Regions from separate parts of the Homo sapiens genome. Here region 1 is linked to region 2. A link is an interaction called in ENCODE POLR2A ChIA-PET data of the cell type or tissue named here. Cell type or tissue: Caco-2. All regions are shown on one strand. Each heading gives the region's core, and the rest is flanking DNA. Links, peaks and the distances in the headings are about the cores only.

The links. ChIA-PET counts read pairs that join two places held together with the same protein. Peaks named below come from ENCODE experiments on the same cell type or tissue, not always from the same donor. Only the 100,000 strongest peaks of a DNase experiment are listed, where the experiment ranks them.
Region 1: POLR2A ChIA-PET joins it to region 2 with 8 read pairs; 3 of 35 experiments call an interaction of 5 or more read pairs at or near these places.

The regions. Positions count from the first base shown.
Region 1 is chr5:55,567,571-55,584,169 of GRCh38, reverse strand. No RefSeq gene overlaps it. Among named protein-coding and RNA genes, the nearest start is that of PLPP1, 41 kb to the right of the region's middle. RefSeq lists an enhancer at 8,665-9,551. In Caco-2, for the core only: no CTCF peak of the experiment used is centred there; a DNase peak (open chromatin) is centred at 7,739.
Region 2 is chr5:55,649,712-55,666,310 of GRCh38, reverse strand. SLC38A9 (solute carrier family 38 member 9) reads left to right here. Exons shown (of 16, transcript NM_173514.4): 8 at 1,448-1,618; 9 at 9,537-9,596; 10 at 13,588-13,782. Among named protein-coding and RNA genes, the nearest start is that of SLC38A9, 54 kb to the left of the region's middle. In Caco-2, for the core only: no CTCF peak of the experiment used is centred there; no DNase peak of the experiment used is centred there.

The DNA of each region.
Region 1 (16,599 bases), core at 6,412-8,911, 76 kb after region 2:
TTTGAAGTTATGTTTTGGCAGAATCCATCAAAATGCAAAATATTCAGGCGAGCAGATCACTTGAGGCCAAGAGCTCAAGACCAGCCTGGCCAACATGGCAAAATCCTACCTCTACTAAAAATAGAAAAATTAGCTGGGCATGGTGGCACACATCTGTAATCCCAGCTACTCGGGAGGCTGAGGCAGGAGAATTGCTTGAATCCAGGAGGGCAGAGGTTGCAGCGAGCCGAGATTGCACCACTGCTACTCCAGCCTGGGAGACAGAGGGAGACTGTCTCAAAAAAGAAAGAAAGAAAGAAAAAAGCAATACATTTATACTCTGACACAACCACCTCACTGCAGGAAATTTATCAGACAGATACATAGCTCTTTGCATATGTACACAAAGAAATTTGCATATTGCATATTGTATGTAGTAGGGAAAGATTGGGAACAATTTGAAAGTTCATTGTGGCCGGGCGCTGTGGCTCACACCGGTAATCCCAGCACTTTGGGAGGTCGAGGTGGGTGGATCACAAGGTCGGGAGTTCGAGACCAGCCTGGCCAATATGATGAAACCCTGTCTCCACTAAAAATACAAAAAAATTAGCCGGGCGTGGTGTCACATGCCTATAATCCCAGCTACTCTGGAGGCTGAGGCAGGAGAATTGCTTGAATCCGGGAGGCGGAGGTTGCAGTGAGCCGAGATCGTGCCACTGCACTCCAGCCTGAGCCTGGGGGACAGAGTGAGACTCTGCCTCAAAAAAAAAAAAAAAAAAAAGAAAAGAAAGTTCATCAATATGATACTGGTTAGGTAAATTATGCCTCATCCATTTAGTGGAATGCTATGTGACTGTTAAAAAACAAATAGGATGATTTATGAACTGCTTGAAATGCTCTTCAAGATAGATTATTGAATAAAAGATTAGGGTGCATGAAAAACAACTGGCCTGTACTCTTTGACAAACATCATGAAAGACAGGTGAAGTAAAGAATGTATCACCGTGAAATTGACTAAAGTCTCATGACAGTCAAATGCAGTGGGTGATACTGGATTGGAGCTTGGTGTGAAGAAAAAAACAATTGCCACAAAGGATAGTATTGAGACAACTGAAAAAATTTGTATTTCAAACTGTATATTAGATAACAGTATTGTATCAATGCCAAATTTCCTGAATCTGATCATTGTGTCATGGTTATGTAGGAGAATGTCCTTGTTGTTAGACAATATACTAACAAGTACTTAGAGATAAAGATGTCTGTAACTCACTCTGGAATGGTTCAGTAATAATAGTAATAATCAAAATATATGTATGAATATAAAAAATACAATTGTGGCAAAACGTTAAAAGTTAATGAATCTACATAAAGGCATATGAGAGTTCATTTTACTATTTTTGTAACTTTTCTGAAGGTTTAAATGTTTTTTAATAAAAAGTTTTTTAAAAAGAAAAAGAGGTGTAGAAGAACCTCTAGTGTATTACTTTTTAGGAGAAATTCATAGACTGGAAGGGAACAGAAGAAACTGATATCAGTGGTTGCTTCTGGGATATCAGAAATTGGCCTGAGAGAGCAGGTAGAAGGGAGATTTACTATATTGTGTACCTAACTGTAATGTTGGGACTAAAAATTTTTTTTTAAATCTTATGTACGCATTTCCTATTCAAAATGAGAGAGGAAGCAGCAGGAGTGGGTGGGGGAGGGAACCAAGACATTATTTTAAAAGTAACCACAGCTACTAACCAGCAAACACAACTTCACTTTCATTGTGTGCATTTAGAGTAACAATTAGTTTTCCTAATTCATTTTAGGCATTCCTGTGTACACTGATCAAAAGTAATCAGTATCGTTTTTTAAAATGAAAAGCAGAACTAAAAATGACACTGCTCAGAGACAAGCACTCTTCAGATTTTCCTATGGCTCCCTGTAGTCTTTTTCCCAAACACTTTTTTTTTTGTTAACATAGTTGAGATCATACTTAATATATAATGTTATGATCTACCTCCTTTTTGGCTTAATATATCAAATATATATCTATAGATATCTATATCTATAGATGGATAGATAGATAGATAGATAGATAGATACGTAGATACACAGATAGATACATAGACAGATTTTTTTTTTAAGACAGGGTCTTTCTGTCACCCAGGCTGGAGTGCAGTAGTGCAATCTAGGCTCACTGCAGCCTCTGCCTCCTGGGATCAAGCGATCCTCCCACCTCACCCTCCCAAGTAGCTGAGACTACAGGCCTGCGCCAGCATGCCCAGCTAATTTTTGTATTTTTTGTAGAAGTGGGGTCTTGCCATGTTGCCCAGACTGATCCTGGGCTCCTGAGCTTAAGCAATCTGCCCGCCTCAGCCTTCCAAAGTGCAGGAATTACAGGCATGAGCCACCTTGCCTGGCCTTCAAATATTTTCTCAAGTCCTTAACAATTTGTTTTAAACAGAAACCTTAATAGCTGCATAATGTACTATCCTATGGATGTCTTACAATTTATTGAACCATTCCCTGTTGTTGGACATTCAGGTTGTTTGCAGTTTTCTAAGTAAATCTGCAGTGAACATAATAACTTATAATTCTCCATCTGCATTTCAGTTTCTTTTCTTCTTTTCTTTTCTTTTTTCTTTTTTTTTTTTTTTAAGACGGAATCTTGCTCTGTCACCCAGGCTGGAGTGCAATGGCGCGATCTCAGCTCACTGCAACCTCTGCCTCCCGGGTTCAAGCAATCTTCCTGCCTCAGCCTCCCAAGTAACTGGGACTACAGGCATGTGCCACCATGCCCTGTTCATTTTTGTATTTTTAGTAGAGTTGGGGTTTCGCCATGTTAGCCAGACTGATCTTGAACTCCTGACCTCAGTTGATCCCCCCACCTCAGCTTCCCAAAGTGCTGGGATTACAGGTGTGAGCCACTGTGCCGGCCTGTTTTCTTCAGATAGATTCCTAGGGCCATTCGCAGTGGTTCACGCCTGTAATCCCAACACTTTGGGAGGCTGAGGCAGGAGGATCACGAGGTCAGGAGTTCAAGACCATTCTGGCCAACATGGTGAAACCCCGTCTCTACCAAGAATACAAAAAATTAGCCAGGTGTGGTGGTGTATGCCTGTTGTCCCAGGTATTCAGGAGGCTGAGGCAGGAGAATCGCTTGAACCTGGGAGGCGGCGGCTGCAGTGAGCCGAGATCGCGCCACCGCACTCCAGCCTGGGCGACAGAGTGAGACTCCATCTCAGGTTAAAAAAAATAAAATAAAAAGATAGATTCCTAGTAGGGAAATTACTGGGTCATAGGATATTAACACATTTAAAGACTCGTGGGACATATTGTCAAATACCTTTATCAAAAGATTGTTCCAGCTCCTTCTTGCAGTGTCAAGGACCTTCTGAGTCTGCAGTGATGGGAATCTCACGTGTTGTAGACTGGACTAGAAGGCAGAGAGCTGTGTGGTGGTCTCTGCTGTGCCACAAATCACTACCTGGCCCTGAGAAAAGCAGTTTTTACAAAACACCAATAATAATGATTTTTAAATATATGTAAACCTGAAATAATTTTTAAATCATTTTCTTTGTTTTCTTTTTTTTTTTTTTGAGATGGAGTCTCTCTCTGTCACCCAGGCTGGAGTGCAGTGGCGCCATCTCAGCTCACTGACACAGCCGCCTCCTGGGTTCAAGTGATTCTCCTGCCTGAGCCTCCCAAGTAAGTGGGATTACAGGCACACGCCACTAAAAAATCAGCACACCCAGCTGATTTTTTTGTATTTTTAGTATAGATGGGTTTCACCAAGTTGGTCAGGCTGGTGTCGAACTCCTGACCTCAGGTTATCTGCCCACTCGGCCTCCCAAAATGCTGGGATTACAGGCATGACTAACGCGCCTGGCCTTTAAATCATTTTCATATGTTTGTTTGTTTGCTTGCTTATCTGTTTTGAACCTTGCAACTAGCCCATGAAACAACAGGGAGGTATCATTCCCATTTGAAAGATCAGAAAGACTCCGGGCAACATTGCAAAACCCTGTCTCTACAGAAAAATTAAAAATTAGCCAGGCATGGTGGCACACACCTGTAGTCCCAGCTACTAAGGAGGCTGAGGTGGAGAGGATCTCTTGAGCCCAGGAAGTCGAGCTGTGGTCATGCCACTGCACTCCAGCCTGGGTGACAGAGCAGGATCCTATCTCAAAATAATAATAATGATAATGATAAAGCTGGGTGCAGTGGCTTACACCTGGAATCCCAGCACTTTAGGAAGGCGGGGCGGGCAGATCTCTTGAGCTCATGAGTTTGAGACCAACCTGGGCAACATGGCAAAACCCTGTCTCTATAAAAAATACACAAAATTAGCTGGGTGTGGTGGCCTGCACCTGTAATCCCAGCTACTCGGGAGGCTGAGGCAGGAAATGGCTTGAGCCTGGGAGGCAGAGGTTACAGTGAGCCGAGATCGTGCCACTGCACTCCAGCCTGGGTGACCGAGTAAGACCCTGTCTCAAAGAAGAAAGAAAACAAAGTTCAGAATGGTTAAGTGATTTTTTTCCAGAATCACCAGCTGGTAATTGACATGAAACACACCACTTCTGGTGCATACTTCAGAATAATTTCCATTTAAGTCACACCGCCTCCTTTTTACCATGTCATGCAATCCCTCTAGATCTTGGTGGGGATTGTCTTAGTGCTTCTCAGACTTTCCCGTGCACACAAATTATCCAGGTATCTTGTTATAATACAGAGTCTGATCAGCAGGCCAGGGGTGGGCCCAAGATGTGACATTTCTAACAAACTCCCAGGTGATACAACACTGCCAGTCTGTGAACCCAACTTTGAATTGCCAGGTGGGAGACAGTCACTTAAATTCCTGTCAGCAATACTACTCTATATTTCAGTATTTTCACCTAGGACAAATTATTTTAGTGTGTAGATGCCATTTATCATATAGAACCCACCAGGTTCCAGAATGCATAGACAAGTGGATGACAATCAGTAACTCACCATAGCCTGGATTCCATAATTTTATACCAAAAATTCAAATAATACAGCTTTAAAAAAAACATATATATCTAAGAAGTTATTTGAAGCTAAAAACACAGATTGCAGAACCAGCCAGTACAGAGTAGGATATTTAGCTGGGGAGGCAAGAGCTATATACAGAGAAGTGACCTAAGAACACCAGGGTGCATGACTAAGTACTGGCAAAGGAGAGCATCCCAGGCAGGGGCCACAGCCTTGGAAAGGCAAAGGAGAGTAGGAATTAGTCAAATATTTTAGGGTCAGTAGACAGACTAATTTGGGAAGATAGAGATCTTCCCTATCTTCCCAGGGAGATAAGATGGGAAGTGCAACTCCAGGCTGGATTTTCATAGCTTGTGGATGCTTGGCTGAATTTAGACCTTTATCTGATAGCATACAGGAACATGCCACTGAAAGCTTTTTTTTTTTTTTTTTTTTTTGACAGAGTCTTGCTCTGTCACCCAGGCTGGAGTGCGTTGGCATGATCTCTGCTCACTGCAACCTCCGCCTCCTGGGTTCAAGCGATTTTCCTGCCTCAGCCTACCAAATAGCTGGGATTACAGGCGTGTGCCACTACACCTGGCTAATTTTTGTATTTTTAGCAGAGACGGGGTTTCACCATTTTGGCCAGGCTGGTCTCGAACTCCTGACCTCAAGGGATCCACCCACCTCGGCCTCCCAAAGTGCTGGGATTACAGACGTGAGCCACCACATCCAGCCCTGCTGAAAGCTTTTGAGCAAAGGAATGACATGATGAATGGAGTTAGGCAGATGAATTTTCGGAGGGAAATAACTGGAGTGCTAAAAGGCCATTGCTGTATTAGCCGTGAGAGAATTGCAGTAGAAATGAAAATGGACAGGTACAGGTACAAGAGATATTGTGAGGGAAAAAAGTAATAAGTTGACTGTACTGGCTAATTATATGTGGTGGATGATAGAAGAGTTTAGGGTGAGTCTCTGAGGTTTCAAGGCTGGATAACAGGAAAGTGGTGGTACCATTAGCAAAAATGGGAACATAGGAAACATGCTGATTTAGAAAACGATTTCCTCCTGATAAGCAACCACAACAATAGCCCCAACCAACTTTATATCCTGGCATGGCCCAGGATACTATGATCACAATGGCAGAAGAAAGACAATTTGAGACAAAATTGCCTTAATTTTCTGATCACTAGTTAATATTCTGCCTTCTGTCTATAAAAACATCTGTCAGGCTTATGACTGGTTTTCCAAGAGTGATGGGTATACACAGATTTCTGCCTACTTTCCACCCATCCTAACAACTGTCGCTGGTCACACAGCTGACTAGAAGTGCAGAGAGAAATGTGCATGCTGGGATCAGGGCCAAACTAACCTGCCTGTATGGGGTTCAGACCAGAGACTGGCATCGTGAATTCTGGCTTTCTGTGCACTCTCAGTACATGCACCTTTAGAAAAGCATTGATCTAATTCTGATTTCATTCTGACTTAGCATGATCCACTAGAAACCTCCTTGTAGGAATCTGAAGTTCTGAGTTCAACTCACAAATACACTGGCTTCATTGCCTTATAGTGGCCTCGTCCTCAGAATAGCATAGTTATTTGCAGCCAAGGGCAGACCTTTATACACTATTGGCAGCCTCTTCTCGGCGGAGCTCGTGGGAGCCTGAAAGGAAGAAGTCCAGACATGCAGGCAATTTTCTCCTCTGTTCATCAATCCACTCCATTGTCTTTTTCAGTGGTTTGACCTCATGCCACAGTTGTAAGGTATTTTGGAAAGCCCTGAGATATATTCATAGCTGTGGCTGTACAAACAAAAGATTTTTAATTAAAATAAAAGCAATAATAGAAACATTTTCAAAAAGAGGGTTGGTTTTTTAAAAAGCCAAATGTCTTTGTCAAATTCTAACTGGGATAGTTCCATGTGTAGATTGTTTTCTTTTCCTGTGACTTCTTATCACAGATAATTAATAAGAATTTGTGGAACACCCACTCTGTTCAGAGCACAATAATAGTACTGCCACTGTTTAGGGTTTAAAGCAAGTTGCCAATTCAATAAACCCAGTAAAGGGTTTCTTTTTTTTACCCCTTTGTAACAACCATCTTTTATCTGAGAGATTGAATATATTTCAATGGTAGAATCATGTGGCATCATATATCATGATTTATCATAAATTTGCAGTTGACCTATCAAGTGAGATTGAACTATGATATGAAGCCACCATAGAAAAAGTTTTTCTCTATTTCTTCCCTCTTCAGTCTTCTAATGGAAGTATAGTTTGAGTGGTGAGAGAAATGTTCCAAGAACAGGCAGATGCAACATCAGCATCTGCCACAATAGAAATGAGTAATGAAGTCTCAGGATAATTTTCTGTTTTTGTTTTGGCAATAAAAACCCGACTTGTGTTTTTATTACTCTTCTCAATCACTTCTTAAGCCAGTAAACCTGATATAGGCAAATCAATTAGTTCAGAAATGTCTTCAATAATGGGATACTCTTAGAGAATGGGCAAGTGACTTCGGGAGGCCCAAGTGGGAGGATCACTTGAGCTCAGGAGTTCAAGATCAGCCTGAGCAACATAGTGGGACCCCATCTCTTTAAAAAAAAAAAAAAATGAGAGAGAAAATAGGCAAGTGATTCAAGCAACTCATTATTTCAACCACAGTCACACAGCAGGAAGATATTCAAAACCAAATAAATGCCCCAGAACTTGCATAAGAACAAACACACAGAAAGAAAAGATAAGACTCTGTGGAAACCAGTTGGATTTCATCTGTTACTTCAGCCGTTGGGCAAGATCTGTTTGACATGTACTTCTGTAAAAGTTTCTTATCTATGGAACCAGCTAAGTTCTTTGAAATATCACTTCATCTTGATATTCCTAATGATGATGAAAGATTTGTTTGCTGAGCTGTGTCCAAACACAAGCTGAAGTGGAGATTCTAGGTACATATCAAGATGATTTGGACCAAAAGGAGCTCTTTTGATAATTTGGAGCCCATTTCACTATGTTTCACTTTCGTTGAGGTTTCCATAGTGGAATGGTTATCATGTTTACTGCACACTTATGTTTCACTTTCAGTAACTGGGATTAAATGGACAGACACTAAACAATTTGTGTTGTGTCTGGGCATGGTGGCTCACGCCTGTAACCCCAGCACTTTGGGAGGTTGAGGCCAGCCTGGGCAACATAGTGAGACCCTATCTCTACAAAAATTACAAAAATTAGCCGGACATGGTGGCATGTGCCTGTAGTCCCATCTACTCAGGAAGCTGAGGTGGACCAATCACTTGAGCCCAGCAGGTAAAGGCTGCAGAGAGCTGTGAGACGTGACCACGCCGCTGCCCTCCAGTCTGGGTGACAGAGTGAGACCCCATTAAAAAAAATTTACGTTGCTTCAAGCTTTGCTTTTGGGATAGTTTTGGGATGTTTTGGGATAGTTTCCCAAATCTTTCAAAATATTGGATTCATTAAGTTTTTTGTTGTTCAGGAGGGTTTTTTTGTTTGTAGAAATGTTACCATTTTCTATAACTATGGTATAATATCACAATCAGCCTGTTGATACAATCAGCAATTTCATCCAGATTTCCCAGTTTTACTTGTACTGGGCGGGGGGGGGGGGGTGGGGTGGGGGGGCGGTGGTGTATTTACACAATATTATCACTTGTGTAGTTTTGTCTATCCACCCTACAGTCAAAATGCAGAACGGTTTCATCACCACAAGGATTCCTTGTGTTGCCTTTCTGGAACAATACACACACCCCTCCCACCCCACAAACTGTATTTTTTTTTTTTTTTTTGAAACGGAGTCTCGCTCTGTTACCCAGGCTGGAGTGCAGTGGCGTGATCTTGGCTCACTGCAACTTCTGCCTCCCGGGTTCAAGCAATTCTGTTGTCTCAGCCTCCCGAGTAGCTGGGACTACAGGTTCGCACCACCATGCCAGGCTAATTCTTTGTATTTTTTAAGTAGAAATGGGTTTTCAGCATGTTGGCCAGGCTGGTCTCAAACTCCTGACCTCAAGCAATCCACCAGACTTGGCCTCCCAAAATGCTGGGATTACAGGCGTGAGCCACTGTGCCCAGCCCCTGTATTGTATTTTGACCTATCAGTTAGTTCTCCATGTAGGCTGGAAAGTCAGATGATAGCAATGAAAAGCATGGGCTCTGAAGCATCACTGCCTGGGTTTGGATCCAGGATCTACCACCATGCTAGGTAATTTATATAACTTATCTAATTTAATGCTCACAAAAGCCCTGTGAAATAGATATTCTTATCCCTATTTTCTTTTCTTTCTTTTTTTTTTTTTTTTAAGACAGAGTCTTGCTCTGTTACCCAAGCTGGAGTGAAGTGGCATGATCTCCGCTCACTGCAACCTCCACCTCTAAGATTCAAGCGATTCTCCTGCCTCAGCATCCTGAGTAGCTGGGATTACAGGTCTGCACCACCACACCCGTCTGATTTTTGTATTTGTAGTAGAGACAAGGTTACATCATGTTGGCCAGGCTGGTTTCAAATTCCTGGCCTCAAGGATCCACCTGCCTCGGCCTCCCAAAGTGCTGGGATTACAGGCGTGAGCCACCGCACCTGGCCTATCCCTATATTCATATGAGGAAACTGACCCTTAGAGAAATGAAATACAATGCAATATTTGCTCAGAGTAACACAAAAACAGACATTCCAACTAAGATACAAAACCAGGATTGTCTGACCCCAAAGCCCATGCTTTTCCCCAACAGCAAACATTAACTTTATAAGAATAAATAAATGCACCTTTGTGCATTTATTTATTTTGGTGCATTTATCTATTATTTCATAAAGGTGCACCAAAGATGCAACTTTGTACATGAAAATTATTTTTCTAGAGTAGAGTTGTAAATTATATCTGTTGGATAGAAAAGGGAATTCCAGGCCAGGCACAGTGGCTCATGCCTGTAGTCCCAGCACTTTAGGAGGTGGAGGTGGGTGGATCATTTGATCCCAGGAGTTCAAGACCAGCCTGGGTAACATGGTGAAATCCTGTCTCTATTTAAAAAAAAAAAACAAAAAAACAAAAAAAAAACTAGCCAGGCCTAGTACTGTGCGCCTGTAGTCCCAGCTACTCGGTAGGCCAAGGTGGGAGGATCACTTGAGCCCGGGAGATTGAGGCTACAGTGATCCACTGTGATCTTGCCACTGCACTCTGTCCTGTAACAGAGTGAGACCCTGTATTTAAAAAAATAAAAGAAAAGAGAATTCCAGAGTGTATAGTTTTATTACCCTACAGGACATTAAACAAGTTTTTTAAAAAAAATAATAGACCTTTCCTTTTTACAAGTTTTTGATTTGCTGATAAATTAGGCAGATTGTACAGACAGTTCCCATATATCCTCTCTTCCTCCACTCTTACCCCCACAGTTTCTCCTATTACTGTATTAACATCTTGCATTAGTGTGGTACATTTGTTATAATTGATGAACCAGTACCGACAAATTATCATTAACTAAATTCCACAGTTTACATTAGGGTTCATTATTTGTGTTGTACAGTTTTACAGGTCTTAACAAACACAAAATGTCATGCATCCACCATTACAATGCTATACAGAATATTTCACTATCCTAAAAATCTAATGTGCTTCACCTATTCATCCCTCCCCTGAACTCCTGGCAATCCCTGACCTTTTTATTGTCACTACAGTTTTGCCTTTTTCAGGATGTCATATAGTTAAATTAATAATATGTAGCCTTCGTGGATTGGCTTCTTTTACTTAGCAATATGCATTCAAGATTCCTTCATGTCTCTCTGTGGCTTGATAGCTCATTTCTTTTTAATGCTATATAATACTTCATTAAATGGCCAATATCACAGTTTGTTCACCTATTCAACTATTGAGGGATGTTTTTGTTGCTGCCAGCTTTTGGCACCTATAAATAAAGCCGCTATAAACTTTGGCATGCAGGTTTTTGTGTGAACATAAGTTCTGAACTCATTTGGGTAAATACCTAGGAGTATGACTGCTGGATTATATGGTAGGAGTATGTTTATCTCTATAAGAAACCATCGGCTGGGTGCAGTGGCTCACGCCTATAATCCCAGCACTTTGGGAGGCTGAGGCAGGTGGATCACCTGAGGTCAGGAGTTCGAGATCAGCCTGGCCAACATGGTGAAACCCCATCTCTACTAAAAATACACAAATTAGCTAGGCGTGGTGGCGCACACCTGTGGCCCCAGCTACTCAGGAGGCTGAGGCAGGAGAATCCCTTGAACTCAGGAGGTGGAGGTTGCACTGAACTGATATCGCACCACTACATTACATCCTGGGTGACAGAGCAAGACTCCATCTCAAAAAAAAAAAAAGAAAGAAAGAAACTGCCAAACTATCTTCTAAAATGACTGTACCATTTTGCATATCTACCAAGTTTTTTAAAAATCTAATTTAGGTGCAGTGGCTCCTAAATTAGGTGGCTCCTAAAGTGACTGTACCATTGTGCATATCTATCAAGTTTTTTAAAAATCTAATTTAGGCACAGGTGAGGTGGCTCACGCCCGTAATCCTAGCACTTTGGGATGCCAAGGTGGGCGAATTGCCTGAGCTCAGGAGTTCAAGACCAGCCTGGGCAACATGGTGAAACCCCATCTCTACTAAAATACAAAAAATTAGCCAGATGTGGTGGCAGGTACCTGTAGTCCCAGCTACTCGGGAAGCTGAGGCAGGATAATTGCTTGAGCCTGGGAAGCGGAGGTTGCAGTGAGCTAAGGTTACGCCACTGCACTCCAGCGTGGGTGACAGAGCGAAAAAAAAAAATCTAATGTAGTAATCTTATTTCTAGATTATTTCTTTCATAAATTGCAGATATTCAGTCTCTTGAATTCTCCTGTGAACCAGTTTCACCATCTTGATGGCTCCCCAATTAACAAGGTAAGTAAATATTTGACATGTGCTTACTTAAATATTTGTGTTAAGGGCCATGCTTTTTACTTTCTACAAATTATACTTTGAAAATGATAACCTACCATATTTCCCACATGAAAGACATAACCTAACACACACTACAGGAAGAAAATCTTTTGTCATTTTTCTAGCCATGGTAATGAACTTCACAGTCACACTGAGATTTCCTAAGGGTAGACTCACATGTAAACTGGCTCAATAACCCTTTTCAAAGCTATTATTTTACCAGTGCAAAAGAGTACCTGTAGGGGTGGGTTGCCCCTCCACACCTGTGGGTGTTTCTCGTAAGGTGGGACGAGAGATTTGGAAAAGAGAAAGACACAGAGACAAAGTATAGAGAAAGAAATAAGGGGACCCGGGGAACCAGCGTTCAGCATATGGAGGATCCCGCCAGCCTCTGAGTTCCCTTAGTATTTATTCATCATTTGTGGGTGTTTCTCAAAGAGGGGGATGTGTCAGGGTCACAAGACAATTGTGGGGAGAGGGTCAGCAGACAAACACGTGAACAAAGGTCTTTGCATCATAGACAATGTAAAGGATTAAGTGCTGTGCTTTTAGATATGCATACACATAAACATCTCAATGCTTTACAAAGCAGTATTGCTGCCCGCAGGTCCCACCTCCAGCCCTAAGGCGGTTTTTCCCTATCTCAGTAGATGGAGCATACAATCGGGTTTTATACCGAGACATTCCATTGCCCAGGGACAGGCAGGAGACAGATGCCTTCCTCTTGTCTCAACTGCAAGAGGCATTCCTTCCTCTTTTACTAATCCTCCTCAGCACAGACCCTTTACGGGTGTTGGGCTGGGGGACGGTCAGGTCTTTCCCTTCCCACGAGGCCATATTTCAGACTATCACATGGGGAGAAACCTTGGACAATACCTGGCTTTCCTAGGCAGAGGTCCCTGCGGTCTTCCGCAGTTTTTGTGTCCCTGGGTACTTGAGATTAGGGAGTGGTGATGACTCTTAAGGAGCATGCTGCCTTCAAGCATCTGTTTAACAAAGCACATCTTGCACTGCCCTTAATCCATTCAACTCTGAGTTGACACAGCACATGTTTCAGAGAGCACGGGGTTGGGGGTAAGGTCACAGAATCTCAAGGCAGAAGAATTTTTCTTAGTACAGAACAAAATGGAGTCTCCTATGTCTACTTCTTTCCACACAGACACGGTAACAATCTGATCTCTCTTGCTTTTCCCCACAAGTACCCGTTGAACATTCCAGGGAACTGATCCATAAATTTATTTCCAAAATGTTTTAACTTGGGAACCAATTACTGGATAAATGCTAAGTTACCCTGGTATAAATCTGATAAAAGTGAATTTTTCAAGCCACACGGTCTCCTTTGTTCAGTATATTTTTAATTTAGTGGTCTCTCTTAAGGGAGGAATTGAAATCAACCCTCTGCAACTGGGTCTTAGGCTTATCTCCAAGAAATAAAATCTCACAAGGTTTTGAGGCCTACAGTCTGAATTCTGACACTGCACAGAACTTATACAGACAGGGTAGAGACAGGAGACTTACAGGTCTGGTAGTGAGGGAGGCTAGGGTGCGTGGTTTGAATGTCAAGGGCGTTCTTGGGCTTGCTGCAAACCTCATTCTGATTCTTCCATTTTTTAACTGTTGAACTGAAGTCTATTTCTCTGCAGGGTTAAGTTATTCCAGACCAAGGAGAGAATGATTCGCTCTTGCCACCCTCCTCAGATGTGGAGCCACCGGGCAGATGGTTGGCACTGTGCACATGGCACTTGCATACACACACACACACATGCACACACGCACACACACTCACACACACCTCAACTAATGTAAAGGTCCCAACATAAACATTAGTTCTCACAAGTGCTCCAAGGATTTTAAAGGCTTTGGTGCTGCAAAAGATATTGAGTCAGCTTGTGACAGCTACAATCCTGCTCCTGTTTCAGGTTTAAGAAAAAAAGAAAGAAAGAAAAAAGGAAACCATACTCATTTCTTCCTTCCACAGCTCAGTGAAATTCCAAAAAATTAGTAAGAATCCCTTAGCTTGCCTCATTGGTAGAAATGTCTGGTTGGGACATTCCTTTGGCCACTTTCGCTGAAAACTGCATACCTCTGGGACTAAAGCATCCCCACTCCAGTCTCCTGTCTCAAAACTGACTGAGAATTGTCTACAAAGATAGGAGGACTCTGTGCAAAAACCCCCCGGAGAAAACAACACAAAACCACACCTGACCCTGCATAGAGCTTGTATTTCCAGAGAGAAAACACAGTCTCTGAGATAGTATTAGGTTGGTGCAAAAGTAATTGCGTTTTTTATAATTACTTTTAATGGCAAGTTAATATTTTTTAGCATCCCTCAGGGCCTCTTTTTATTTTCCCTGCTGAGCAGGTAACCACCTAAGGAGTGTTTGTCCCTGTTTCCATCATAGTCAAGGAAATGTGGGACATTCTTTTGCCTGTGAAATGGGAAAGTTGTCACTGCGATACAGTGTTAAGTTTCTCCGAGAGCCCATCTTTGCAAGTGAAGAGGCCTTCCTTATAGGAAATAGAAATGCTGACCAGGCCTTTTCTATCTAGGACACTTGTGCTCCTGGTCATTTTACTACAGCAGTTTGTGTTTAATTTGTTGTTTTATTTGGCAATAAGCAAGCAAGGAAAACAAGGGTATTAATAATGATAATCGTCATTTGAACTTCCTGGGTACAACATGTACTTGTACCCAAGTGCTGAATACAATTTTTAAAAAGGATTATTTGTATGTGTGCACAAATGAGACTAAAAATTGCCATGAACTTAAATCATTCATTCTCCTTTGTCCCAGAAAAACACATTTTTGTCTCCGTGGCATTTGAATCAACTTTTCTTTCCTTTCCTAATTTTAGCATTTGAAAAGATTTTATGTCATGAAACGACTTTATTTATGTATTCTGCAACCCTTGCCACAAAGCCTTAGGGTGTACCAATTAAAAACATGAGTTTTACCCAGCAAAGAACTGAAGCAATTTGATGATTTTTCATCGATGAAACAGTTTCCATTAGCAAGCTCCTTGCAAAATGATAGTTCTATTTGGCGACTCAAATGCCATAAATCTGGTTGTCTTTCTGGTTTTGCGGCGAATCCCGCCTGCCTGCCGTGGTCTCTGTTGTTGATTTAGGATTTTGGCTTGGCGACCCTTTGTTCTTCCCTCTCATCCCTCCTTTGTTAGAAAGGTGGAAAATCAGCAAGGGCTGTAAGCGCTGAGAAAACAGGGAGTCTCCTAGCAGGAGTCTCTTGAGTGTAGTTACCATTTATGGATTATGATCTAATAATTCAAATTCCAGGGCAACAGAAGACCATTGCAGAAGTTTTCTTGGCATATTAAAATCTGCCCGCAAGAGAGTTTACCAGAAAAGGAATCTCTGAGGTGAGGACCTGACGTCCACATCTTTGCGTTGGATGGCCAAAATTTCTGAGAAACACTAAGCTGTGAGGTCTTCTGAGAAATAAGCTGATGTCACAGGGTTGGACGGACCTGTTGCCACAAGATGCTAATGCTCTGGAAACCTGCCAAATGTATTGCCTGTTTAAAATGTACTCCATAGAACTACCATTTGATCCAGCAATCCCACTACTGGGTATCTACCCAGAGGAAAAGAAGTCATTATACGAAAAAGATACTTGCAGCTGGGAGTGGTGGCTCACACCTGTAATCCCAGAACTTTGGGAGGCTGAGGTGGGCAGATCACCTGAGGTCAGGAGTTTGAGACCAGCCTAGCCAATATGGTGAAACCCTGTCTCTACTAAAAATACAAAAATTAGCTGGGTGTGGTGGCGGGCATCTGTAATCCCAGCTACTCAGGAGGCTGAGGCAGGAGAATTGCTTGAACCCAGGAAGCAGAAGTTGCAGCGAGCCGAGATTGCACCATTGCACTCCAGCTCTGGGCAACAGAACAAGACTCCATCTCAGAAAAAAATAAAAAAAGAAAAAGAAAAAGATATTTGCACACACATATTTATAGCAGCACAATTTGCAATTGCAAAATTGTGGAATCAACCCAAATGCCCATCAATCAATGAGTGGATAAAGAAACTGTGAGATATGTGTGTATTTTTATATATATATCATATATATGTTATATATATGATATATATATTATATATATATCATATATATAACATATATATGATATATATTATATATATCTATATATATAATGGAATACTACTCAGCCATAAAAAAGAATTAATTAAGGGCATTTGCAGTGACCTGGATGAGACTGGAGACTATTATTCTAAGAGAAGTAACTCAGGAATGGAAAACCAAATATCGTATGCTCTCATTGATATGTAAGAGCTAAGCTATGAGGATGCAAAGGCATAAGAATGATACAATGGACTTTGGGGACTTAGGGGGAAGGGTGGGAAAGGGGCGAGGGATAAAAGACTACAAACTGGGTGCGGTGTATACTGCTCAGGTGATGAGTGCACCAAAATCTCACAAATCACCACTAAGGAACTTATGTAACCAAACAGCATCTGTACCCCATTAACCTATGGAAAAATTAAAGTAAAAAATACATAAATAAAATGGACTCCAGAGAGAAGTTGGTTAAGGGGTATAAAAATACAAGTGGATAGAAGGAATAAGTTCTAGGCCGGGCACAGTGGCTCATGCCTGTAATCCGAGGACTTTGGGAGGCCGAGGCGAGCGAATCACAAGGTCAGAAGTTCGAGACCAGCCTGGCCAGCATGG
Region 2 (16,599 bases), core at 12,123-14,622:
TGTAAAACAAAAAGTTTATATTACTAATATAATAATCCTATCATGGAAAAGCAAATGGTTTTAGTTTTTTGTTTTCTTATGTAAATTTCTATCCTAAATGATAGGAATCTCTAAATACATGCTTTTTAAAGTTAATCATATTGTATTTTAGTTGTCTTCTACTTTATCACCTATTTTTTAGTACATGTTATGTTTCTACGATCACCATTTGTGTCTCTTAATGATTGTATACAGTTGCACACGGCAGCTCTATTGTATTTGCATAATCATTGCCCTAGGTCTTATGTTAAAGTCATTGCTAGTTTTTGCTATTCTAAAGAATACTCTTCTAAAAATATTTTATATATACTTTCTGTATTCTTTTAAATTACTTTCTTTTTGGTGCAGTGGTGGGATCATGGTTCACTGCAGCCTCAACCTCCTGGTCTCAAGGGATCCTCCCACCTCAGCCTCCTGAGTAGCTGGTACTACAGGTGCACGCTGTCACGCCTGGCTAATTTTTGTATTTTTTTAAATATGGGGTTTTGCCATGTTGCTCAGGCTGGTCTCCAACTCTTAGGCTTAAGCATTCTGCCCACCTCAGCCTCCCAAAGTGCTAGGATTACAGACCTGAGCCACCATGCCCAGCCCTGTTTGTCTTTTTCATTGTAATTTGTTTCTTCGGTTGCTAGAAGATAAACTTTCATGTTCTATTTCTACATTATGTTTTCTAACTTTTTTATTATTTGATTTCTTTCTTTTGTTTTTTTTCTTTTTTTTTTTTTGAGATGGAGTCTCACTTTGTCATCTAGGCTGGAGTGCAGTGGCATGATCTCAGCTCATTGCAACCTCTGCCTCCCAGGTTCAAACAATTCTCATGCCTCAGCCTCCAGAGTAGCTGGGACTACAGGCGCGCCACTATGCCCAGCTAATTTTTTTGTATTTTTTGATAGATATGGGGTTTCACCATGTTGGCCAGGCTGATCTCAAACTCCTGACCTCAAGTGATCTGCGTGCCTCGGCCTCCCAACGTGCTGGGATTACAGACATGAGCTGTCGTGCCCGGCCTGTTTGACTCAATTTTCTGAAATTTATATTGGCATGTGGTAGAAAGTGTGACTCAAGAAACTTTCCGCAATGTTGTTATCTGAATATGCCAAATATTAAGTAATATTTTCTGGCCCTTACTGATGCATTTGTCTAACCTTAGTTTATCACTTGCTTTTATGAATTATAAAATGTTATGATACTATAATCTGTTTCTCAGGTTATCTGTACTATTTTATCTACATTTCTTTTATTTTTCTATAATGTTTTAATTTTATTATCTTATAATATATTCTAATGTCTAGCGATAGAATACCCATAATCTTTCGCCAAATATTTTGAGTTTATTTGGGGAACACAAATTATGAATATGGAATATATGTTCAACATTTAGTTTTATTCTTTCTCTTATTTTATCTAGTTTCGTTGGATACCACTAGCTGGGAATATCCAGATGTCTGCAGACATTATTTCGGCTCCTTTGGGCAGTGGTCGAGTCTCCTTTTCTCCTTGGTGTCTCTCATTGGAGCAATGATAGTTTATTGGGTGCTTATGTCAAATTTTCTTTTTAATACTGGAAAGTTTATTTTTAGTAAGTATCTATATCATATGCTTTTAACACAGTACTTTCAAATACTATTACCACTGTAATGTTAGTTCTAGCCTTAAATTCTAGGACTTGGGATAAATAAAATAAGAAGTAACATATATAATTTTGGAAAATATATTTTATTCAGTTGGCTTTCTGTGGTTGTGCTCTCAAATATAGTGTATGCTTATTTCCAAACATTAATCTTTGAAGGAATAATATTCCTCCAAAATCTTTAGTTAAAATAAAATATGTCTATAATCCAACAGATCTTTTAAGTTTGTTTCACTAAAGAATTTGGTATGTAGACTCTAGGGAAAACAAATTTCAGCCACTTATTTTCAACATGTTAGGATATAAGATTAGGAAGTCAAAGAATAATGGAATTTATGTGATAAATATATTATTAATATTTACATATCACAGAATTATAATTTACCCAAATCAGCTACTTAAATTCTGAGGAGAGTCTTAGAAATCAGTCCAAATACTTCTTATAATTTTTTTTAGGTTAGATAGAGGAAGTTCATTTTTTTAATTAATGAATTTTTTTTTCTTTTTTTGAGACAGGGCCTTGCTATGTTGCCCTGGCTGGTCTCAAACTCCTGGGCTCAAGTGATCCTCCCACCTCAGCCTCCTGGTTACAGACTCACGCCACTGTACCGAGCTGGAAGTTTATTGTAAAAGATACCAAACCTTTTTCTGTATAAAGGTTTTACTAAAGTTTTCACTAAACCTAAAGTTTAATATATGTTTAGCAGCTTTAAATAAAGCATATATTTAAAATCTGGATTTACGTGAAAACCAAATTTCAAAGTAAGTCCTAACATAATCACAACAGCTAATTTCCCTAAGAGCCTTTGAATGAGGGAGATAAATTCTATTTCATTTTAAACATTAAAGAATAAAATTAGCTTTATAATTTTTATTGCCAAGCATTTTTATTTTTTGAGAGGTTTTTTGGAGACAGAGTCTTGCTCTGTCACCCAGGCTGGAGTGCTGTGGCGCGATCTCGGATCACTGCAACATCCACCTCCCAGGTTCAAGTGATTCTCCTGCTTCGGCCTTCCGAGTAGCTGGGATTACAGGCACCCGCGGTAACACTCAGCTAATTTTTGTATTTTTAGAGATGGGGTTTTACCATGTTGGCCAGGCTGTTCTCGATCTCCTGACCTCAAGTGATCCTCCCACCTCGGCCTCCCAAAGTGCTGGGATTACAGGCATGAGCCACCGCACCTGGCCCCAAGCATCTTTATTGTTTAAAAAACTATGAAATATTTCAAACTACAAAAAATGCAAAAGCTAATATAAATACCAGTATACTGACTAATGAGTTTTTGTGTCTCATTTTGTCATATTTTTATTAGATCTCCTTTTTTTTTTTTTTTTTTTTTTTTTTGTAGAGACAGAGTATCAGTATGTTGCCCAGACTAGTTTCTACCTCCTGGCCTCAAGCGATTCTCCCACCTCAGCTTGCTAAGAGGCTTGAATTATAGGCACAGGCCAGGCACGGTGGCCCACGCCTGTAATCGCAGCACTTTGGGAGGACGAGGCTGGTGGAACATCTGAACTCAGGAGTTCAAGACCAGCCCGGCCAACATGGTGAAACCCTGTGTCTACTAAAAATACAAAAATTAGCTGGGTGTGGTGGCACATGCCTATAATCCCAGCTACTCGGGAGCCTGAGGCACGAGAATCTCTTGAACCTGGGAGGCAGAGGTTGCAGTGACTGAGATTGCACCACTGCACTCCAGCCTGGGCAACAGAGCAAGACTCTATCTCAGAAAAAAAAAAAAAAGAATTATAGACACAAGCCACTATGCTTAGGTAGTTCTGTATTCCTATAAAAAGAAAATATTATGGATAGAGTGGAAGCCCCACATGCACTCCTTCTCAATCTCATTTTCCTTCTCTGAATTTGGTGTTTATCAATCCCATGCACTTTTTGGACTTTTACTACATGAATATATGAGCAACATACACTATTTGTTTTGCATTTTTTTTTTTTGGTTTTTTTTTGTTTTTTTGAGACGGAGTCTTGCTCTGTCACCAGGCTGGAGTGCAGTGGTGAGATCTCGGCTCACTGCAATCTCTGCCTCCCAGGTTCAAGCGATTCTCCTGCCTCAGCCTCCTGAGTAGCGGAGATCATAGGCGTGCACCACCACACCCAGCTAATTTTTGTATTTTTAGTAGAGACAAATTTTCACCATGTTGGCCAGGATGGTCTCGATCTCCTGACGTCGTGATCCGCCCACCTCAGCCTCCCAAAGTGCTGGGATTACAGGTGTGAGCCATGGCACCTGGCCGCTTGTTTTTAATCTACATAAACGCTTTTGCAACTTGCTTTCTGTCTTTCATCATCTCTGTTAATACACAAAGTTCATTCTGATTGCTTATAGTATTTAGTAATATGAATATACAACTTTTTTATCTGTTCTCGTTGATAAACATTTAATTTGTTTTCACTTATTGTGCTATTACAAGCAAGGCTTTATTAAACATCCTTATTTCTGTTGCCTTGTATACATGGGGGAGAATTTCTCCAAGTTATGGACCTTATAGACACATTTCTGGAATTTAAGATATTCACATTTTCAACCTTACTTGAAATTGCAGAATTGTTCTTTATCATGCTTGTACTACTTACACTCCTGCCAACAGTTTATGAAAGTTACCCTTGTTCCACATCCTCACTCACACTCAGTATTATCAGACTTAAATTTTGCCATCAGGATGTGGTTTTAATTTGCATTTCTCCTCATAAGGAGTGGCATTAATCATCTTTTCTTAATTATATTGACCATTAAATAGCTTATTCATATCCTTTGCCCATTTTTCTATCGGGTTGTTGGTCCTTTTCTTACCTATAGGAACTCTGTAAAGTTCGGATACTAACCATTTATCCATTATTGTGTTGCAAATATCTTCTAATTAGTGGCTTGTCTTCTCTTTTTATATGGTAGCTCTGTGTTATTCAAAAGTTTTTTATTTTAAAATTAGTGTTTTTCTCCATTATGATTCACAACTCTTCCATATACATTTTAGAATCAACTAATCAAGTTCCACAAAATTCCAATCAGAACTTGACTGGAATTGCATTGATTTTATCAGTTGGTACACCGTATAGTAATTGATATTGTAGCGTATTGGGTTAGAATTTGATTGACATTGCACTGGATTTATTGATGTGGAGAGAATTGATATCATTTAGATACTGAGTCTTCCTTTTTTTTTTTTTTTTTTTTTTTTTTGAGACGGAGTCTTGCTCTGTCACCCAGGCTTGAGTGCCGGGGCGAGATCTCGGCTCACTGCAAGCTCCGCCTGCTGGGTTCACGCCATTCTCCTGCCTCAGCCTCCCCAGCAGCTAGGACTACAGGCGCCCACCACCATGCCTGGCTAATGTTTTTGTATTTTTAGTAGAGACGGAGTTTCACCGTGTTAGCCAGGATGGTCTGGATCTCCTGACCTCATGATCCGCCCACCTCGGCCTCCCAAAGTGCTGGGATTACAGGCGTGAGCCACTGCGCTCGGCCTAGATACTGAGTCTTCCTACTCATGACTTTGGCATGGCATAGTTCTTTGTTTATTTAGGTCTTTAAAAAAAATTTTAAGTTTTTCTTGATAAAGATCTTGTGTATCTTTTTTTTTGGACTTTTTCCTCGGGATCTTAACATTTTTTCTGTAACAGTAGTTCTAATATACAAATATGCAGTTTTTATTATAAAAAATCTCAAACACATACAAAAAAACAGAATAGTATAATTTCTCCTTACCTAGTTTTAACAGTTATCAACATTCCGTCATTTTTAAATCATCTATAGTAGTGTTTTTCAACCATTTTTTCATTATTGTCCCTTCAAGGAGCCTTTTAGATATTTTTTTCTGATCACCCCCCCCATGAAATTTTAATACCAAAGATATACTGTAAATCTCTTTATGAACTGTATGCATATATATGCTTTATCTGTAGGAAGAGTTTCTTTCACACCCTGAGAATGAATTTTGTGCTTCTTGAGAGTAACATCCATTAAGAAGACATAATCCATGCTATTCCCACTCCCCACCTAGTTCAGCTATTAGTATATGTATAGTTCTTCTTTTAGATAGAATTTATTCATTGAAATAAACAAGTCTTAATTATACATACATACATCTATACACCTCCTTCAAGAAATAGAACATTTCCATCTTCCCAGAAAGTAATGATAAATTTTTGATTATACATTCAAATTATTTGTTGCTGTTATAAAAGAACCTAATTACATTTTGAATGTTTTTTTGAGACAGAGTTTCACTCTTTCACCCAGGCTCTGGGGTGCAGTGGTGTGATCACAACTCACTGCAGCCTTGACCTCTCCAGGCTCAGGTGATCCTCTCACCTCAGCCTCCCGAGTAGCTGAGACTACAGGCAAATACCACCACCATGCCCGGCTAATTTTTATATTTTTTGTAGAGACAGGTTTCGTCATGTTGCCCAGGCTGGTCTTGAACTCCTGAGTTCAAGCAGTCTGCCCGCCTTGGCCTCCCAAAGTGCTGGGATTACAGGCGTGACCCACCGTGCCCTGCCCCTTGAATGTTTATCTTTAATCTAGCAAACTTGCTGAACTCTTACTGATTCTAAAAATTTTGTAGCCGGGCGTGGTGGCTCATGCCTGTAATCCCAGCACTTTGGGAGGCCAAGGCGGGCAGATCACGAGGTCAGGAGACCGAGACCATCTTGGCGAACACGGTGAAACCCTGTCTCTACTAAAAGTACACAAAAATTAGCCGGGCATGGTGGCGGGTGCCTGTAGTCCCAGCTACTTGGGAGGCTGACGCAGGAGAATGGCATGAACCTGGGGGGCGGAGCTTGCAGTGAGCGGAGACCGTGCCACTGCACTCCAGCCTGGGCAACAGAGCTAGACTCTGTCTCAAAAAAAATAAATAAATAAAAAATAAAAATTTTGTAGATGCACTTTGTGTTTCCTTTTTAAATAATCATATCATCTGTGAATTAAAAAAGCTTTCTGTTTGGGCTTAGTGGCTCACGCCTGTAATCTCAGCACTTTGGGAGGCCAAGGCAGGTGGATCACCTGAGGTCAGGAGTTTCAGATCAGCCTGGCCAACATAGTGAAACCCCGTCTCTACTAAAAGTACAAAAATTAGCCAGGCGTGGTGGTGGGCACCTGTAATCACTGCTACTCAGGAGGCTGAGGCAGGAGAATGGCTTGAACCCAGGAGGTGGAGGTTGCAGTGAGCCAAGATCGTGCCACTGCACTCAAGCCTGGGCAACAAGAGTGAGACTCCATCTCAAATCAAAATAAAATAAAAAAAAAAACCTTTCCAGTTTTTTTAATAGTTCATATATGTATACATACATTTATATTTATATACGTATGTAATTATATATACGTACACAGACATATACGTATAAATGTGTATCTATATGTATATATTGATGGTTTTTTTTTTAATGTGAAGTTGCATTGAAGCGGTGCTTGTAGATATCCTTATATTGTTCATAAGGAAATCTTTCTGATGTTTCACAAATATTATGTTTATTGTGGGATATCAGTTGTACCCTTTAATAATTTAAAGACATTCCCGCCTATTGTCTACTTAAGTATTTTTATTAAAGTGGTTGAATTTTATCAAGTATTTATTCTGCATCTCGAGATAATCAAAAGATATGAAGAGACAATCAAGAGATTATCTTAATTAAATTTCCTCCTTTATCAATATGATGAATTAAATGAATACTTTTTGTAAAATTTAAACCATCCTTGTATTGTGGGGTAAACTTAAATAAGTTCATTAGTCATGACATATTTTTCAAATGCCTTACTGGATTGAATTTGCTTTTTTGGAGGGGTAGGAGCTAATATTTGTTTAGATCTTTTGTGTCTTTTCCTAACAAATATTGGCCTATGGTTTTTCTTTTTCATGCTGTCCATGAACCTTGGTGTGTTAGTTTCCCAAGGGTGCAGTAACAAATTACCATAAATATGCTTACAACAACACAGATTTCTTCTTTCATAACTATGGAGACTAGAGATGTGAAATCAAAGGGTGAACAGGGCCCTGGTCCCTCCTAAGGCTCTAAGGAAGAATCCTTCCTTGCCTCTTCCTAACCTTTGTTGGTTGCTGGTGGTCCTTGGCATTCCTTGGCAAGTAGGTACATCACTCCAGTTTCTCCCTCCATCTTCACATGGCCTTCTTCCCTCTGTGTGTCTGTGTCCAAATTTCCCTCTTCCTATAAATTGGGCTGGGCGCGGTGGTTTATGCCTGTAATCCCAGCACTCTGGGAGGCCAAGGCAGGCAGATCACCTGAGGTCAGGAGTTTGAGACCAGCCTGGCCAACATGGTGAAACCCTGTCTCTACTAAAAATACAAAAATTCAGTGGGTGTGGTGGCAGGCACCTGTAATCCCAGCTACTCGGGAGGCTGAGGCAGGAGAATTTCTTGAACCTGGGAGGTGGAGGTTGCAGTCATGCGACTCTACCCCAGCCTGGGTGACAGCAAGATTCTGTCTCAAAAAAATTAAAATAAAATAAAATAAAAGACATCAGTCATTGGCTTTAGGGCCCACCCTAATCTATTATGACCTCATCTTAACTTGATTGTATCTACAAAGACTCTATTTTTAAATAAGGTCACATTCTGAGGTTTCTAGTGGACATAAATTTGGGGTAAGGGGAATGCTATTTAACCCAGTACACTTCGTGTCAAGATTTTACTAGCCTTACTGTAAGTCTTTGGCATCAAGAAATTACACAAAGATTCATAAATTCCAATCTTAAATCATAAACAACCTTTGGAGATATTATAAAAACCCAAAGTACTATACTGTTTCTTTTATTCTATCTTGAGAAACATACGGTGAAGATGAATAATTTAACTATTTAACTTACTTTTATGACCTTAAAACCTAACCCAGCACCTTTTACTATCTTATTCAAGTTTCACAACAAATACTTTTATTAATGCTTACTCAGGTTATAGAAGGTTAATATCAAACAGAATAAAGTAAACCCCCTGAGGCAAGTAAACACATTCTCTGCCTGTTCTCTCTTTCACTGTAGAATGATGAATGCTCAGCCATCTGCATGTGCTTTGTTCTTTGTTACTTCCTTTAGTCTAACTCAGTGGTTCTTATGTAAATAACAATTCGTATATGGCCTTAGATCTATAAAAGTATGTATTGTACTTTGTAAAAAAAAAAAAAACTTTGATTTTCCAGGTAAGATCAGCTGTGTATGAGTGTTGGTTTCCCCTTTTTGCACACTTTAGAACTGTACTCTGTGTGAAATATAACTTTAGTGTGAGGATAAGAGAAAACTTACATACATATCTTTATTCCGGGGCTTTAAACTATCATTAATTCAGTGTTGTGGATAGATTTTTTTGAAATCTTCAATTTACACGTAAAGATTTTCCACAGTGGAACTGTGAAGACACTAACATTATCATGCCCATAAGTGAAGAAAACTATAGAAGGTGAAGCTATGTTAACAGTGAAGTAGTCTTTGTTCAGTGTACTAGATTACTACACAGATATTAAAAGATTTTTATAGGCTGGGCCCGGTGACTGACTTTGGGAGGCCGAGGTGGGTGGATCACGAAGTCAGGAGATCGAGACCATCCTGGCTAACACGGTGAAACCTGTTTCTACTAAAAAAATACAAAAAATTAGCCAGGGGTGGTGGTGGGCGCTTGTAGTCCCAGCTACTCGGGAGGCTGAGGCAGGAGAATGGCGTGAATCTGGGAGGCGGAGCTTGCAGTAAGCCAAGATCGTGCCACTGCACTCTAGCCTGGGCAACAGAGCAAGACTCCGTCTCAAAGAAAGAAAAAAAAAAGATTTTTATAAATAAAAGACCTTAAAGGGTAATAGATTTAGTGTCTTTCATTCAGTGTTAAACTATATTTTTTCCTTTATTTTTAGATTTTATTCATCACATTAATGACACAGACACTATACTGAGTACCAATAATAGCAACCCTGGTAAGTAGTTTGGGATGTTGTTTGTTTCTTTACTCTCCACCTTGCTCCAAAAAGGATTTAAGGTAGAACATGTGACCTTATTTTAGGTAAACGATTAGTAGAAAATTATTATGTTTACTGAGCTGCTACTAAATTGTTGGTAGTGTGTTTAAAAAAAAAAGAACCTCCAAAAAGGCTGTGTTAATGTAACCAAGCAATAGGTTGTATTAATGTGAGCTAGGCAACATTTAGTTCATATTATACAATTCACAATTTTATCTACAGTATCCATATTTGCCTGTGAATAATCAGTATTTTCAAGAATCTATATCACTATTAATTATATCAGATGTCTAGAAGCATAGTTCTCAGTTTAACTTAGTTTTAGAGGTCTATTGTTTTAGTTATTAATATATATGCTATACAAATTTGTAACCTGTAAAAGAATTCATTTTCTAGTAATAAACAGAGGTTAGTAACTAAATATGGAAAAATAAATTGAAGCTTTTTCAATTTATTTATTAATACAACCAAGCAATAGGTTGTATTAATGTGAGCTAGGCAACATTTAGTTCATATTATACAATTCACAATTTTATCTACAGTATCCATATTTGCCTGTGAATAATCAGTATTTTCAAGAACCTATATCACTATTAATTATATCAGATGTCTAGAAGCATAGTTCTCAGTTTAACTTAGTTTTAGAGATCTATTGTTTTAGTTATTAATATATAGGCTATACAAATTTGTAACCTGTAAAAGAAATTAATTTCTTAGAAATTTTTCTTTATTTTTAAAAAATAAACCCTTGTGAGCCAATGAGTTTAATCCAGTATGGCCGTTACAGGGAAAGTGAATATAAACATTAATATAACTTTGGTAACAGTTATGCTGTTAAACTTGAACATCACCTAAAGCTTTATGTATTTAGATTTCAGGGATACTAAACTGATGTCATGTTGATGGAGATGCACATTGATCACTAAGAGGATGATTCATTAAACACATTTATTAAGCCTACTATGTGTCAGGAACTGTTCTAGGCTCTAGGGATATAATAATGAACAGACAAAAGTCCCTCCTCTCATGAAGTTTACATTCCAGTGTTTGCTACTCAGTGTCTTACTTTTCCCCCTAATTAAACCTGTCTTTTGTTAATGCTAGAAAATGAGTGAGTAAAGTACTAGCTTTTATTCCTGTGGACACATACACATATACCTTTGAATTATTATCCTAAAATCTCTTGTGCCCTATTCCTTACTTCAGAATTTTCAAAGGATCAAATAACATCCTTGTATTTAAAGAGAAAATTATTTTACTATACCTATTCTGATATTAATTGATGAAACTAGTTTACTAATATCTAAAGTTAATAGTACTTCTCCAGTAGGGAGTCAGTTCATCATTAGGGTAATAAATATTAATATCACAGTCACATTGATGATTTAGAGAACCCCATCAGCAAAGTCAGTTTATATAGTGATATCTTATATCCAGCACTTCTTGATTTCTCTGCTAATGTTTATTTTGAACAGTGTAGTAAACAATGAGAGTATGAAACAATCCATTTCAGTTAGTGTAAAAAATTTTAGCTGCTGAGCATGGTGGCTCACGCTTTTGATTCTAACACTTTGGGAGGCCGAGGCAGGAGGATTGCTTGAGCCCAGGAGTTTGAGATCAGCCTGGGCAACATAGCAAGACCCTGTCTCTACAAAAAAAAATTTTTAATTAGCTGGCCATAGTGGCGTGCACCTGTAGTCCGAGCTACTCGGGAGGCTGAGGCAAGAGGATCACTTGAGCCTGAGGGGTTGAGGCTACAGTGAGCCATAGTTACGCCACTGCCCTCCAGCCTGAGTGAGTGAGATCCTGTCTCAAAAAAAAAATTACAGCTAACATTTATTGAATGTTAACATTTATTGAATGCCTGTGTGCAGGCATTGCATTAAATGTTTTATAGCAACCTTAAATGGTAGATACTGTCAACACCATTTTCCAGGTGAAGAGACCAGGGAACATAGAAGTTAATTTCATCCAAGGACACCTAAATATTAAGTGGCAGAGTTGGGATTCATTATTCAGTCAATTAACTTCCATCCACAGCCTGTGCTCTTTTTTTTTTTTTTATTTGAGACAAGATCTCTCTCTGCTGCCTAGGCTGGCCTATAGTGGCAATGATCATAGCTCACTGCAACCTGGTACTTCTGGGTTTCAGCAATCCTCCCACCTCCACCTCCCGAGTAGCTGGAACTACATCCCATCCAGCAAAATTTTGTTATTCTTTTAGAGACAGGGTTGCCATGTTTTCTAGGCTAGTCTCAAACTCTTGGCCTCAAGTGATCCTCCTGCCCCAGCCTCCCAAAGTGCTGGGATTAAAGGAATGAGCCACTGCGCCCAGCTGCCATAGCCTGTGCTTTTAACCACTATAATTAGCACAAGAAAATTTCTGTCTAGAGCGTAGAAGAAAAAAAGCACACTAAAATGTTGACTAAGAAGGAGAAAGAAAATTAAATGTTTGGCTTTGTGGCATGCCAAATAATGGATAGAGAATAAAATTAAAAATAGAACTGACAATGAATATTCTTTCTCTTTGACAAATGATGAGCATAAGGGTTACTTAATACGAGTATTTTCTACCTGCATTAAGAGTTCTTTACGAAAAGCTGATTATTAGCAAAAGCTCTACTGTGACATTAGAAACAATGAGAATGGCTGGTACTCTGTCTGATAACAGAAGAAATTGCCACTTGTAGATCAGTATTTAAGAAACATACGTTTAGGCCCAGTGCGGTGGCTCAGGCCTATAATCCCAGCACTTTGGGAGGCCAAGGCGGGCAGATCACGAGGTCAAGAGTTCGTGACCAGCCTGGCCAGCATGGTGAAACCCCGTCTCTACTAAAAATACAAAAATTAGCCGGGCATGGTGGCATGCGCCTGTAATCCTAGCTACTCAGGAGGCTGAGGTAGGAGAATCACTTGACCCCAGGAGGCAGAGGTTGCAGTGAGCCGAGATCGCACCACTGCACTCCAGCCTGGGTGACAGAGCGAGACTCCATCTCAAAAAAAAAAAAGAAACATACATTTTACTGATTTCCCAGTCATCTGGATACCATCTGGACTCTTAGGCTTCTATCAAATATGATCAACTTCCAGAATTATTTTGGATTGTTGGGATTCAAGATTCTTGCATTTTTATCAGTGATTATGATATCATGGCAGCTGTTTCAATGATGTTTGCTTTTTATTCCAAACCCATAGATTTTGTTTGTTGTTAAAAGAAATCTGCTCTTTGGCCTTTTTATGGGTTATTCGTGTGATAAACAGTCACCCTAAATGATATTTTTTATATTATTGTGTAAATAAGACCAAATACCATCCAGCCCAGTATTTTCTCTCTGGCAATGGAACCAAGGGATATTTGGTGGGATATTTTTATAGTTTCCAGTAGAGTTTAAAGATAATATCTCAGGGCTGGGCGCAGTAGCTCACGCCTGTAATGCCAGCACTTTGAGAAGCCAAGGTGGGTGGATCACCTCAGGTCAGGAGTTTGAGACCAGCCTGACCAACATGGTAAAATGCCCTCTCTACTAAAAATACAAAAATTAGCTGGGCATGGTGATGTGTGCCTGTAGTTCCAGCTACTTGGGAGGCTGCAACAAGAGAATCGCTTGAATCCAGGAGGCGGAGGTTGCAGTGAGCCGAGATCACGCCACTGGACTCCAGCCTGGGCGACAGAGCGAGACTCTGTCTCAGAAAATAAATAAATAAAAATAATGATAATATCTCAGAAATTTTAAAGATTCCCTCACCCTTATTTATTTTTAGGTGAAAGAGTCCTAATATTCCTAAAATTAACCCTCTATTTTTTCCAGAAAAGAGAAATTTAGGCTCCTAGGAAGAGTTGAGGTTGGTAGAGCAAGTGTCTGTCTCTAGAGGCAGTCATTTTCTGTTTTTTGTTTTGTTTTGTTTTGTTTTTTGTCATCTTCTTTAATCTGGTGCTTTCCTATTGCAGTGATTTGTCCAAGTGCCGGGAGTGGAGGCCATCCTGACAACAGCTCTATGATTTTCTATGCCAATGACACAGGAGCCCAACAGTTTGAAAAGTGGTGGGATAAGTCCAGGACAGTCCCCTTTTATCTTGTAGGGCTCCTCCTCCCACTGCTCAATTTCAAGTCTCCTTCATTTTTTTCAAAATTTAATATCCTAGGTAAGTAGTAGCACTGAATTATGGAGACTTTGTGTAATAGAATACGTGGTGGAGTCTAGGGAAATATGGTCTGATTGGGGAGTTACCTTCCAAGCCTGTTCATCTGTGTTTAATTTGTTCATTCGTTTTTGTTTTGTTCTTTCTTTCTTTCTTTTTTTTTTTTTTTTTTTTGAGACGGAGTTTCACTGTTGTTGCCCAGGGTGGAGTGCAATGGCTCAATCTTGGCTCACTGCAACCTCTGCTTCCGGGGTTCAAGCAATTCTTGGCCTCAGCCTCCCAAGTAGCTGGGATTACAGGTATGCGCCACCACACCCAGCTAATTTTGTATTTTTGGTAGAGGTGGGATTTCACCATGTTGTCCAGGCTGGTCTCAAACCCCTGACCTTAGGTGATCGACCTGCCTCAGCCTCCCAAAGTGCTGGGATTACAGGTGTGAGCCAGCACGCCCGGCAATTTGTTCATTCTTATGATAACCTGATTTTTTCTATTTTTTTTTATGGAGTTTGGCATGGAGAAAAGTGTAGATGACCATTTTTGGTTTTGTTGTGTGTGTGTGTTTTTTTTTTTTGAGACATGAATTATTTGGTTTCTCATTCTAAACTTACTGAACAATTCTTCCTCATTTTCTCTGAGGATACAACTAGACGAAATACACGAAAATTTCAGGAGGAGAGATCCAAATTGGATATTATAGGAATTCTTGATTCTAACGGTTGGAAACAGAACTTACTAAGGAAAGTTATAGAATGTTTTTTCCTACAGTCTCTAAGAGTATTGTGCAGAATTGTCACCTGACTTTGAACCTGGGAAATCATTCTCTATCTCAGGCTTCGTAGGTTTATTTTGCTTTTGCTCTCTTCCTCAGTGCTTTTTTTTCTTAGAACGCTATTGCCTTCTTCAAGGAACAGACCTCTTTCTGTGAGCCCTGCTTTTCAGAAACCACTAAACGAATGTTTTTACTCCACTTAAGATGGCAAAAGGGGCCAGGTGTGGTGGCTCACGCCTGTATTCCCAACACTTTGGGAGGCTGACGCAGGTGGATCACGAGGTCAGGAGTTCAAGACCAGCTTGGCCAAGATGGTGAAACCCTGTCTCTACTAAAAATAGAAAAATTAGCCGGGCGTGGTGGCTGGTGCCTGTAATCCCAGCTACTTGGGAGGCTGAGGCAGAGAATTGCTTGAACCTGGGAGGTGGAGGTTGCAGTGAGCCAAGATTATGCCACTGCACTCCAGCCTGGGTGACAGAATGAGACTCTGTCTTAAAAAAAAAAAAAAAAAAAAGATGGCAAAAGGAACCCCCCCAGTGAAAGTTCAGATCTGGCTAACCAAGGACAAGGATATCATTCATAAGGAATCGATAACTCCACATAAACCATACGATTTCACTTCCTCCCTGTGGATGTGATCTCTGGCAGGCAGTCTAGAGCATAAAATAGATAGGCTGGGTGCGGTGGCTCACGCCTGTAATCCCAGCACTTTGGGAAGCTGAGGCAGGCAGATCACCTGAGGTCAGGAGTTCGAGACCAAACTGACCAACATGGAGCAACCCTGTCTCTACTAAAAATACAAAATTAGCCAGGCATGGTGGCGCATGCCTGTAATCCCAGCTACTCGGGAGGCTGAGGCAGGAGAACTGCTTAAACCCAGGAGGCGGAGGTTGCAGTGAGCCGAGATCATGCCATTGCACTCCAGCGTGGGCAACAAGAGCGAAAACTCTGTCTCAACAAATAAATAAATAAATAACCCAGCATATCAAGGAACAAGGCAGTGGCTTCTAGGTTTCCAGAAGACCAAAGGAAAAGTTAAAATTATTTCTCTTTGCCTGTCTGCCTCAGGAACAGGATTCACTGTAAGCTGCCATAGACACACAGAAGATGAAGAGTTGTGGTTATATAAGCTCTGGCGTCCTGTTTTCATCCTTTCTGAATCAGCTAATCTCCAAACCCACAGTACTGCTTATATCGCTCATTCGTGGTTTCCTGATTTGCTTGCCAACTTTTCTGTGAAACAGATCTTTTAAAAGAATATAAACTTATAGAAGGATTTGCTCAATTGGGCACAACAATCACCAGACTTCCAACCAGGTTGATTGTTCATTCTTCAGCTCCTTAAGGATATTCTGCTTTTGTTCTTTTCCTTGGTACTTTCCCTTTCTCTTAAAACCATAGCTTCATTAGAGGAATTAGCATCTAAGGCCTTCCTGAATTTTCTGACTCTACTCCATAATGACTAGACTTAATTTCTTAAAAGGAATAATCTTCTACCTTCTACACTACTAAAATATTCTGAATGCCCATTTTACCTTGTATATAATACCTGAGAATGGAGTCTGGAATCTCTGTCTAGCAAGTAGTGCTACCCAGTCAAAACCTCATCTAGATACTAGATCAGGATTGTTCATGTATTTGGCTTCTCACCTTTCTCAAATATGCTTTTGATCCACATTCACTGCTTTTCTTTCTTTACCCTCTTACCATCTCACATTAAATACTGTGACAGACTGACTCTAACACTTCCAATTCAAAGAATAAAAGTAAGTTTCATGTTGTTTTTTTCAATCCTATGTAATCCTATAATTTTGTAATGGACTCTCTGCTTGTATCTTCTGCTTAAACTCAACTCATAAGTAAATGAAGCAGTTTTGCATTCAGCATTGTATGAGCTACCTTCATCTGATTCTTCTTTTCTTATTCTTTTTTTTTTCCTTTGAGATGGAGTCTCGCTCTGTTGCCCAGGCTGGAGTGCAGTGGTGCAATCTTGGCTCACTGCAAACTCTGCTTCCCGAATTCAAGTGATTCTCCTGTCTCAGCCTCCCGAG